Linked DNA regions of Homo sapiens: all the other regions are linked to region 1. A link is a contact called in ENCODE Hi-C data. All regions are on one chromosome and are shown on one strand. Each heading gives the region's core, a stretch centred on a gene start or an enhancer-like site at or near the end of the contact. The rest is flanking DNA. Distances are from core to core; before and after follow the strand shown. Region 1 holds the start of NCAPG2 (non-SMC condensin II complex subunit G2). Region 2 holds the start of PAXIP1-AS2 (PAXIP1 antisense RNA 2). Region 3 holds the start of PAXIP1-DT (PAXIP1 divergent transcript).

Region 1 (3,251 bases), core at 464-2,963:
CTTCAGAGCTCACATGCGTAACTTGTTACATTATTCCTACTCAGGAAGTGGAAACCCCAGGAACAGATGGCTGATTGGAGGAGGGACCAGCATAAGGAAAGGGGCAGGATTCAGGGGTGGGAGGGGAAGTCGATATCTGTTTTGGATGCATGTCAGCACCAGCGTGGGAGTAGGCAGTGAGCTGTTGAAAATTCTGGAGTTCAGAAATAACCGTGTCTTGCAAATCCAGATGCAGAGGTCACTGCTTGAAGGTGGCAGTTTGCACCTTGGATATGAAGGAAATTGCTAAGAAGAAAGCAGTGAGAAGATGAGGGCACCAAAATTCAAGAAATGGCAGGGAAGGATCTGTGTATGGAGGGAGGAGGAGGTCAGAGGTGGCTGGAGCCCCAGGATGAAATAGGCAATGTTAGATATCGGCCACCTGTTGACAAGGGTCCCAGACTCAGCATCCTCTGAGTGGGTCTTCTCCCTCCCCTCTGCAGCCTGCCTTGCTTCACTGTTGCAAGCTTCCTAGTAAACCAGTCTTCTCCCTGCTATAATTTTATATTGCTTGTTGAAACGATATTCCAACAAGTAACATAAATATTTTTGATATACTAGGCTAAATAAAACATATTTAAAAATTAATGTCACCTATTTATCTTCATTTTTCTAATGTGGTCACTAGAAATTTACAAGTGCACTTGTGGCTCCCATGATGTTCCTATTGGTTGGTGCTGTGCTCCCACAGTGCAACGACTTCAATCTCGCCAAGACCTCTGGCTTGAGTTAAGCCAGGAAAACAGATACCACTCTAGACATCTCAAGCATGAAAGAATATAGCTCCAGGGAAGGCCAAGTCCTCACGAAGGGATGCAGAGCTCGGTGGTAAAGAGCACCGTTTTCTAAGAATTTGCTTTCAACAAAAATTGGGAACGCCCAATCAAGTTATTCGCTGACACAAATTAAAAGAGATTGATACATCAGTATGTGATTTTGGCATTTAAGTCCAAAGAATTGAATGACATTGCTACTCCTCCTTCACACGGGTGCCTCCGAGGGTCCCCGCTAAGGCCTCTCCCTCTCCACCCTATGGGCAGCTGACCTGCCGGGGGCCTCACCTGCTGGAGGAGCAACTGCAGGAGAAGCACCTGTTAGGGGCCGCACCTGGCCGGAGGGGCTCCTGCGGGGGAAGCACCTGCCCAGGGTGCACCTACCGTGTGCAGGCTGCGGACCACCCGGACAGGTGCCCCCTCGGCAGGGAGGGCGGTCACGGGGGCCGGCCAGGTCGGGGTGGGGTCCTCCCGGGGATCCAGACACGGCCCTGTGGCCTCTCCCCGCCCCAAGCCTTTCCTTTCTCTCCCCCTCTCTCTCTTCCTCTCCTTCCTCCTTCCCACAACACCGCCCGCTCGCAGCGCCCCGCCCTCTCCTGGACCGCGCACTCCCTCCGCGGAGGCCCCAGGACGCGCACGAGCGCGCAGTGGACGTCGGCGCGCGGACCGGGCATGGGTTCCCCAGCTGTGGCGCCCCGCGTGCGCGTTCCGTAGTGCCCGGTAGGGCACTGGGCTTAGCTGCTCGAGGCCGCGCCCTAAGAGGCGGGGCATAGACAGGAAGAAGACTGGCGGGCATGTGGGCGGGGCATGATCTGGAGGCGGGGCGGGCCGGGCGTGTGGGCGAGGCCCGAGGCTCGCGGCGCCCCAGCTCTCGCGAGAGCGGCGCCTGATGACGACCGGGAGGGCGGGGCCCGTCTGGGGCGCCGGCGGGTGCGTTTGAATCTGGTCCGAGCGCGGGAAACGGCGGGTCCCCGAGCCCAGGTAAGAGCTGCGGTGCCGAGCCGGGATTGGGTTCAGAGCAGGGGCTGGGAAGTAGCAGGGATCGGGCGGGAAGCCCCTCCTCGGCTGGTCGGGGTCCCAGCCTCCCCTCCCCTAAGGAGGCGGCCGACCTGCGTGCGGGCAGTGCTGCCTCTGACGGAACTGGACGGAACTGGCGACCCCGGGCCATCCCCCCTACCCAGCTCAGCGACGCCCGTCCTTCTTGTCCGTGTCGGAGGAAAATCCCAGCCCCGGGCGCGGGCACTGCCCTCAGAGAGCGACCCCCCAGCCCTGAGCATGGGCACCGTCCTCAGAGAGTGTCCCCTCAGTCCTGGGCATGGGCACTGCCCTCAGAGAGCGACCTCCTCTGTCCTGGGCATGGGAACTGCCCTCAGAGAGTGTCCCCTCAGTCCTGGGCATGGGCACTACCCTCAGAGAGCGACCCCCTCAGTCCTGAGCATGGGCACTGCCCTCAGAGAGCGTCCCCTCAGTCCTGGGCATGGGCACTACCCTCAGAGAGCGACCCCCTCAGTCCTGAGCATGGGCACTGCCCTCAGAGAGCGACCCCCTCAGTCCTGGGCATGGGCACTGCCCTCAGAGAGCGTCCCCTCAGTCCTGGGCATGGGCACTACCCTCAGAGAGCGACCCCCTCAGTCCTGAGCATGGGCACTGCCCTCAGAGAGCGTCCCCTCAGTCCTGGGCATGGGCACTGCCCTCAGAGAGCGACCCCCTCTGTCCTGGGCATGGGAACTGCCCTCAGAGAGAGTCCCCTCAGTCCTGGGTGTCGGTACTGCCCTTAGAGAGAGTCCCCCTGAGCCCTGGGTGTAGGCACTGCCCTCAGAGAGTATCTCCCCAGCTGTGGACGTGGGCATTGTCCTCAGAGACATCAGTCTCCTGAACTCTTGTTGCTGGTTTGGTGCCTCTTGTTGTGTCCATGAGGAAGGAGTTTGGGGACGGAGTGGGAAGTCACAGGTGGTGAGAAGGTAACAGGGATTTCTTCTTTTTAATGCTCATCTTGATTTAGTACCAGACCTCCTGTGCGAAGAGTAACCTGCTCTTCGGACTGATAACTGGATGGTGAGATGACTCCTTACCTTGAAAGTAGCATTCTGGCTGCAGGGCTGAGGTCTTATGCACATATGGTACAAGAAACATGGAATATTGCCACTTTGGGAGATAGATTGAAAAATTAACCATTAAAAAATTACAGTCACTAATATAAGAGGGAAAATGGGAAATATAGGAATAAGTTTGGTAGTCTAGAGGAAGTGTATTACTGTAAGTTGGACTAACATGCCAAAGAGGTACACTTGGAAATAGAGCAAACAAGAAAAGTGACCAGAACTATGAAAAAGTGGAGAGTGTTCACAGACTTGCCGGGCGAAGATGTATGATTCCATGTGTTTGCTGCACCTTATTGGATTATTTTTCTAAAATCATGAATTTGTCCTAGCCACTATT
Region 2 (3,251 bases), core at 1-2,500, 3.8 Mb after region 1:
TTCTGTCTATATTATTCCTGCCTGGATGACATAGTGAGGTCTTCACTGCTGGAGAAGGGAGGGCTGGTGGGCCAGAGGGGAGACCCTGCAGAGGTGTGCAGTGTCCTTCTCTGCTGTTCATCTCAACCCGCTGTGTTAGGAAACCAGGAGGAAGCCCTACCTGGAATGAAACAGGTGCCTAGAATGAAGAGGGTAAGGACAAGGTTTAAGACTGTGACACCTGTTGCTTAAGAGACGCATTTAGGAGTGTGGCATGTAGATCCCAAATGTCCGTTTTGTAAAAGTTGTTGTTATTGTTTCACTTTTGTTGTTGTTGTTTGTTTGTTTTGAGATAGAGTCTCACTCTGTTGCCCAGGCTGGAGTGCAGTGGTGCAATCACAGCTCCCTGCAGCCTCAACCACCTGGCTCAAGCACTCCTCCCACCTCAGTCTCCCGAGTAGGCGGGGCCACATGTGTGCACTGCCATTCCTGGCTAAGTTTTCTTTTAATTCTTTGTAGAGACAGGGTTTCCCTATGTTGCCCAGGCTGGTCTTGAACTCCTGGCTTCAAGCAATCCTCACACTTCAGCCTCCTAAAGTGCTGGGATTACAGGCGTAAGCCACCACGCCCAGCCTGTTGTTATTGCTTTGAAGGAGTTCAGGAAATGCCACCCCCATGGCACTTGGGAGTGCTGATCCCTGTGAGCTGAGGGCACTTGGGAATCAGCGGATGCAGGCAGAGGTTTCCTCTGAGCTCCCCTTACCTGCCTGAAGACGGATCCTCCAAAAGGAACTCAGCTGTCATGAATCGCCTCCCCAGGAATCTCGTCAATCTGGGAGGATTAACACAGATCACAGGAGAGGACACTGGAGGTGACATCAGCCCAGATGACTATCACCCGTTCTCCCGAAGGCGGCTCTGAGATGTTTACGACCTCAGAGACATTTCATCCACAGAGCAGCACAACCTTTACTCACCAGACAGTCCCTCCCCAGGCTCTCCCATCACTTGTGTTCTCACCTCCCCTGGAAGCCCCGGGAACTTCGAAGTAGGCTTCTGTGGACTCCTGCCACTTCATCAGTAGCTGGGGCCCTGGTACCAGCACAAACTGCTTGCATCCAACTGACTTCACCAGACATACGGGCGTCTTTGGTAAGACCGCTCTCAGGTTTTGAATCTCCCAGGTTTGGGCTGAGATTCAGATTTTATTTAAGTAAATGAATTTCATGCTCAGTGGGACTGATATTGAAGCCGCCATTTAGGGCTTTAAGGCAGGAGTTTCGCGTCATTTCTCTAAAGATTCTGCTATTGGCAGGTTTGTGGTTTCACTTTTCTATTAGGTTAAGTTTTCGTTCGTCTTACTTGCTCTTTTGTAACCTTTTCTCTCATTGGACATTTTACTTGCTCAAGTTTGTAACCTTTTCTCTCATTGGACATTTTTTTACTTGCTCAAGTTTGTAACCTTTTCTCTCATTTGACATTTGGTTAAAGAGAAAGCAGTTTTCTTTGTAAAAGGAGAAAGTGAATGTTTGTGGCTTAAGCCAAATTTGTGGCTTTAAACCAGCCAGGCTTTGGATCTTGGTTAACATTGAGATTTAAAGTTTCTTCCTGAGTCACCCAAAATTTGTAAAAGGTTGGAATGAGGACGTGATAAGCTGAAGACAAAAAGGACTCTTTCTCCCAGCTGAAAGGCACCTTAGGCAATGGAGGTAACACAAGGGTGTGGAAGCTCACAACAAACCCCAGAGAAGAACTCACAGGGAGAGCTGCTTAACCCCCGGGGCACACAACACACAAGGGGTTCGTCACCCAGTGCCTTGAACTCCCAGAAATGTCTGGGTTTCTCTGAGGTAGGTAAGAGGGAAGAAGCTACTTGTAGGTGATACCTCCAGGAATAATCCCTACTAAGCAGCACACTGGACCCCAAACACTTTTCCCTTTTAGCCTTTGGGCATTTTAAAAGAGAATCCAAATTATGAGCAATTATCCATCTATAACCAAGCCCTCATTAAGCAATGCACCTTTGGAAACTCCAGCGGGGTTTATGTACAAGACTTATGGCGCCACCTCCTGTCGATAGTTGGAGAAATGGTCTTATTTGACCTAAGAAGATCCTAAATTACAATGATCAAAGAGAATTATCTTTGAAATAGCTAGATTAGTTTATTTATATGCACAATTTTAAAAAGCCAGCTATGGAATCAAATAAAATAATTAAGAGAGTTACTTCCAATGGCACCCAGAAGCATCCAAAAGAGGTTTTGACAGAATTCTTCCCTTAGAGGAAGAAAATAAAAAGCACTCTAAAACCATTACTGAATTTTAAAAAACACTGAAATGTCTTCTTCTCTCCCTGCTCCCCTGTCTCTCTAAGCCTCCTTGTCAGAACTACCCAGCCCTGATTGACCTTCTCCTCCTCCTCCTCCTGCCCCTCCTCCTGCTCCCACTGGTTTGGCTCCATTTCATCCAGCATCTGGTAGAGGGGAACCTGCTTTATCAATCATGATCAAACTTACAGGCATAGTTAAAAGAATTCCTTGATCTTCACCAGGTTCCTATTGGTTTTGCTAGGAAATTTGAATTAAATATCCAAGCTTATGACCCTAGTTATTCTGACTTCTAGCAACAGATTCACATGTTAGTAGCAAAAATTAAAGCTAAAGGCTGGCTAGACAAAGCTCACTGGAGAAATCTGTTAGGGATCTTCATAAATGTTCAGAAGAGGACCATAGACAGGCTTGAAGAACAGCAAAGGCTTTGCATCAGGCTATCTCCTCAGTTTTTCAGAGTAGTCAACTGGAACAAAATACAATATCAACAAAATTCAGATGAGTCAGTAATATACTTTGAGGGCTGTGGAAAAAATTTTAAAGAATATTTAGTTTTATCCGAAGAAAGCTGTGCTAATCATCGAAATGATACTCGACTCCAGTTTAACAAATGAGTTAGATGAATTGGAACTAACAATGAAAAGACAAAGTTGGGCCACTTCTGATACTCATGATTTGGTCAGTCTCATTGACCGGTTATCTGATACCTTAACTGAAGAAGAAAGAGAGAGGGAAGCCAAACAAAAGAGCGAGGCTAATACAATTATGAATTTACAATTAAAACAACTATTCACACAATTTTGGCCTTCACAATACCCCTAGAAACTCCCTAATGGACCTAACCTTCCACTTTGCAATTTTTGCAAAAAGCATGATTACTTTCAAAAGAGTTGCCAAAAATGAAAAAGGAAAGAATGTTAACCAGTGGAGGCAGAAAAGAAA
Region 3 (3,251 bases), core at 1-2,500, 3.7 Mb after region 1:
GAACAAAGGCCAACTTAAAGCCTGGAAAGTGATCTAATCTGTTAAATTAGTGTACCGCAGAGTAATTTTGAAAGCCTTCTCGTTTTGTTTTGTTTTTTTTCAGAGACAGAGTCTCGCTCTGTCGCCCAGGCTGGAGTGCAGCGGCGCGATCTCGGCTCATTGCAACCTCCCCCACCCGAGTTCAAGCCATTCTCCTGCCTCAGCCTCCTGAGTAGCTGGGACTACAGGCGCGTGCCGCCACGCCCGGCTAATTTTTTGTATTTTAGTAGGGACGGGGTTTCACCGTGTCGCCCAGGCTGGTCTCGAACTCCTGAACTCAGGCAATCCGCCCACCTCGGCCTCCTAAAGGATAGGATTACAGGCGTGAGCCACCGCGCCCGGCCCCTTCTCTTTTTTAAAACCAATTTCACTAACATTTACTTAAAAATGATTTTCTGCTTGGCAGAAGTGACTTAAGGCATGTGGGGGAGACACTGCGGGTCTGTCTCAGATTCCTTTAGACACCAATGCTCCACAGTTTTACGACTAGGTAATAGTCCGATAATCACCCATGAGTTCCTGGACTCCGGTTTGTTGTGGGATTGGAAATAAACGAGAAAGGCTGCGTTCATCATCATGGCCTTAATTTCTTCTCCCAACTTCCGGTCGTGCAGGTGTCTTGGGCAGGTGATCCCGAGGCCACTCTGCCGTGTTCTGTGAATCTTGGCGGAAGGGAGGCGAGCTGTAAATAAAAGCGTGACCATTAGAATCGCCGCTGTGTAGTATTAACCTGTTGAGCGCGGGGCTTCCCGGGGCTGGAGCTGCACCGCGGGCTCTGCTGTCTGGGACTCTCCTCCAGCGCGGACCCGACAGGACGCCAGGGACCAGGCCGGTCCGGCCGGGACAGCGGGGCCTCGGGCAGCGACGGGGCCGGGCCTCCCCCCAGCACGTCCCCAGCTCGGGCACTGAGGCCTTGCGGAGACCCCAGGACTCGCCGCGGAGGCCACCAGTGCGCGTCTCGCGTGGCGCTACGGCCTCGGGAATTCCGTCACGGCATAGCCGGGTCCAGCGCGGTGTAGACCGGGGCCCCGCGCCTTGCTCGGCCAGAGCGGCTCAGGTACTACTCCAGGTCCGGCCGCACTCGCGGCCACTGCGAACAGCCGGGACACCCAATCCCACTCCGCCCAGGGCCAAGAAGCCCGAGGAGGCCGCAGAACCGCTCCCGCTCCCACTCGCGGCCCCAAGGCCCCACCCCCCCCTCCGCCGCGCGCATGCGCCGCCCCCGAGCAGCCGCATGTGGCGACGGGAGGGGCCTGCCAGCTCCCCTCCTCCCCGGGACCGGCTCACTCCGGCCCCGCCGAGGGGGGAGCTGGTTTCCCCTCGTCCTCGGGGCCCCCTCGTTGCAGAGCGGCGGCCACGGAACCGCAAGGGCCAGAGCGGGCTGCCGGCGCCAGCTACCCCGGAGCCGTGGCTGGCGGCAGAGGCGCGGGGCGTCACTGGAGGCCGGGCGGCTCCTCGGCGCTCCCCCTCGGTGGCCGGGGCGGGATGGTGCGTCCCGCAGGGCGCGCGCGGCTCCCGCGCTTCGGGCGCTCGGCGCGGGCGCGGGCGGGGGCGCGGAGGGCGGGGGAGCGGACCCCGATTCGCAGGACCGGGCCCGGGCTGCGCGGGCAGGGCCGTTGGCGGGGCGAGTGGGGGCGCCGGGCGCCGCGGGGGCCGGGGGCGGGGGGTGGGCGGGGCCGGGCGCCGCCGCGGAGCCTCCCGGGCCGCCGCGATCATGTCGGACCAGGCGCCCAAAGTTCCTGAGGAGATGTTCAGGGAGGTCAAGTATTACGCGGTGGGCGACATCGACCCGCAGGTACCGCGCCCGCCCCTGCCGCGGCCTCCTCCCCCGTCCGCGTCCCCGTCCGTCCCCGTCCCCGTCCCCGTCCCCGCTCCTGCCGCGGGCGCGCGCCGGGCGCAGAGCGTCGGGTCCGCCGAGGCCGCTGGCCTGACTGCGCTGAGGGCAGGGGCGACCGCGGGGTGGGCGCGGGAGGCCCGGGCCCGGGGGAGTGCGGGAGGGAAGGCGGCTGGGGCTCTGTACCTCGGCCCCTAGTGCGCGCCCTGAGCCCCCGGCCTGCGGCCCTGGGGTCGCCGCCCCCGACCCACCGGGCCGCCTCGTTCTCTGCTCCTTTGCTGAGCGGGACGGGCGCGGGGTCGCGTCTCCCCATTCCCCGCGCCGGGCGTCTCGGCTCCCGGGAGAGCAGCTCCGAGGGCGGACGAGGGGCGCCGGGATCCCCAGCCGGGGCAGCTCGCGCGGGGACCCCAGCCTCGCTCGGCCGGCGGGGGTCGTGGCCGTGCACCGGCTTGGCCGCCTCCGCCACCCGGGCAGCTGCCGTCCTGTGCGGGGCTGAGGAGCGCTCCCTTCCAGCCTGTGTCCCTGCACGTGGGGGCTGGCATTCGTCTTCCTTGATTTTCCCACTTGGACGATTAATTTTACGGTACCCTGGTAACACCATCACATTACACATTTAATTTTGTGTAGTTTGGGCTCACGCCAAAGGATATTGTGGGTTTTCCTTAGTATTCCTATAATAATATATCTGTTTGATGTCACACAGTTATCAGTCCGTGGTAGGAATGCATCTTAGTTGAATATCCTCTTCAGGTTAATCTTCAAAATATTTCCTTCTTAAAAGTTTAGCTGTACAGTTGTGTTGCCTTGGGTGTGACATCAGTGGCCCCCACCTTGGAGGATGGGGATCCCCAGTGATCAGAGTTAGGCCTGGAAGGGCGGAGACTCATATTTCGCAGATGAACTTGGATGGTGTAGAAGGAATTGTAGAAGGCTGAGTGATCTTGGCCTTCTTGAGGTTCGTCCTTGTAACAACTTTTTGGACCCTTTTTGCCCTGTAACTTTAGGGTAAAGAGACTTCAAGGCCGGGTTTACCCCTGTAATCCCAGCACTTTGGGAGGCCAAGGCGGGTGGATCACCTGAGGTCATGAGTTCGAGACCAGCCTGGCCAACATGGTGAAGCCTCATCTCTACTAAAAATACAAAAATTAGCCGGGCGTGGTGGCGGGCGCCTGTGGTCTCAGCTACTCGGGAGGCTGAGGCAGGAGAATTGCTGGAACCTGGGAGGTGGAAGTTGCAGTGAGCCGAGATCGCGCCACTGCACTCCAGCCTGGGCAACAACAGCTAGACTCCGTCTCAAAAAAAAAAAAAAAGCCTTCTATCTTTGAATTTACAGAGTAAAACAGTTGCTGAACACGGAGCGATGAAGATGAGTGCCTGT

What was found. A loop is a pair of places that touch in the nucleus more often than their neighbours do. Pooled maps may share reads with other maps.
Region 2: a map of CD8-positive, alpha-beta T cell shows a loop between it and region 1 (23-fold over the local background). The contact joins the promoter of PAXIP1-AS2 here to the promoter of NCAPG2 in region 1. A Hi-C loop is called at or near these places in 2 of 168 maps with a recorded cell type or tissue (B cell and CD8-positive, alpha-beta T cell) and 5 of 50 pooled maps.
Region 3: a loop to region 1 is called in a map of CD8-positive, alpha-beta T cell, with 5 times the contacts of the local background. The contact joins the promoter of PAXIP1-DT here to the promoter of NCAPG2 in region 1. A Hi-C loop is called at or near these places in 1 of 168 maps with a recorded cell type or tissue (CD8-positive, alpha-beta T cell), 1 of 37 single-sample maps with no recorded cell type and 9 of 50 pooled maps.

What each region holds. Positions count from the first base shown.
Region 1 is chr7:158,703,266-158,706,516 of GRCh38, reverse strand. NCAPG2 (non-SMC condensin II complex subunit G2) reads left to right here and starts at 1,713. Exons shown (of 28, transcript NM_017760.7): 1 at 1,713-1,793. RefSeq lists silencers at 1,057-1,336, 1,457-1,546, 1,697-1,796 and an enhancer at 2,374-2,952.
Region 2 is chr7:154,926,516-154,929,766 of GRCh38, reverse strand. PAXIP1-AS2 (PAXIP1 antisense RNA 2) reads right to left here and starts at 1,250. Exons shown (of 8, transcript NR_024476.1): 1 at 1,000-1,250; 2 at 743-811. RefSeq lists enhancers at 620-839, 990-1,089, 1,110-1,169.
Region 3 is chr7:155,001,432-155,004,682 of GRCh38, reverse strand. It overlaps PAXIP1-DT (PAXIP1 divergent transcript), which reads right to left and starts at 1,250. Exons shown (of 1, transcript NR_028090.1): 1 at 1-1,250. It overlaps PAXIP1 (PAX interacting protein 1), which reads left to right and starts at 1,559. Exons shown (of 21, transcript NM_007349.4): 1 at 1,559-1,834. The coding sequence starts at 1,754. RefSeq lists an enhancer at 163-664 and silencers at 909-988, 1,009-1,698, 1,729-2,098, 2,269-2,418.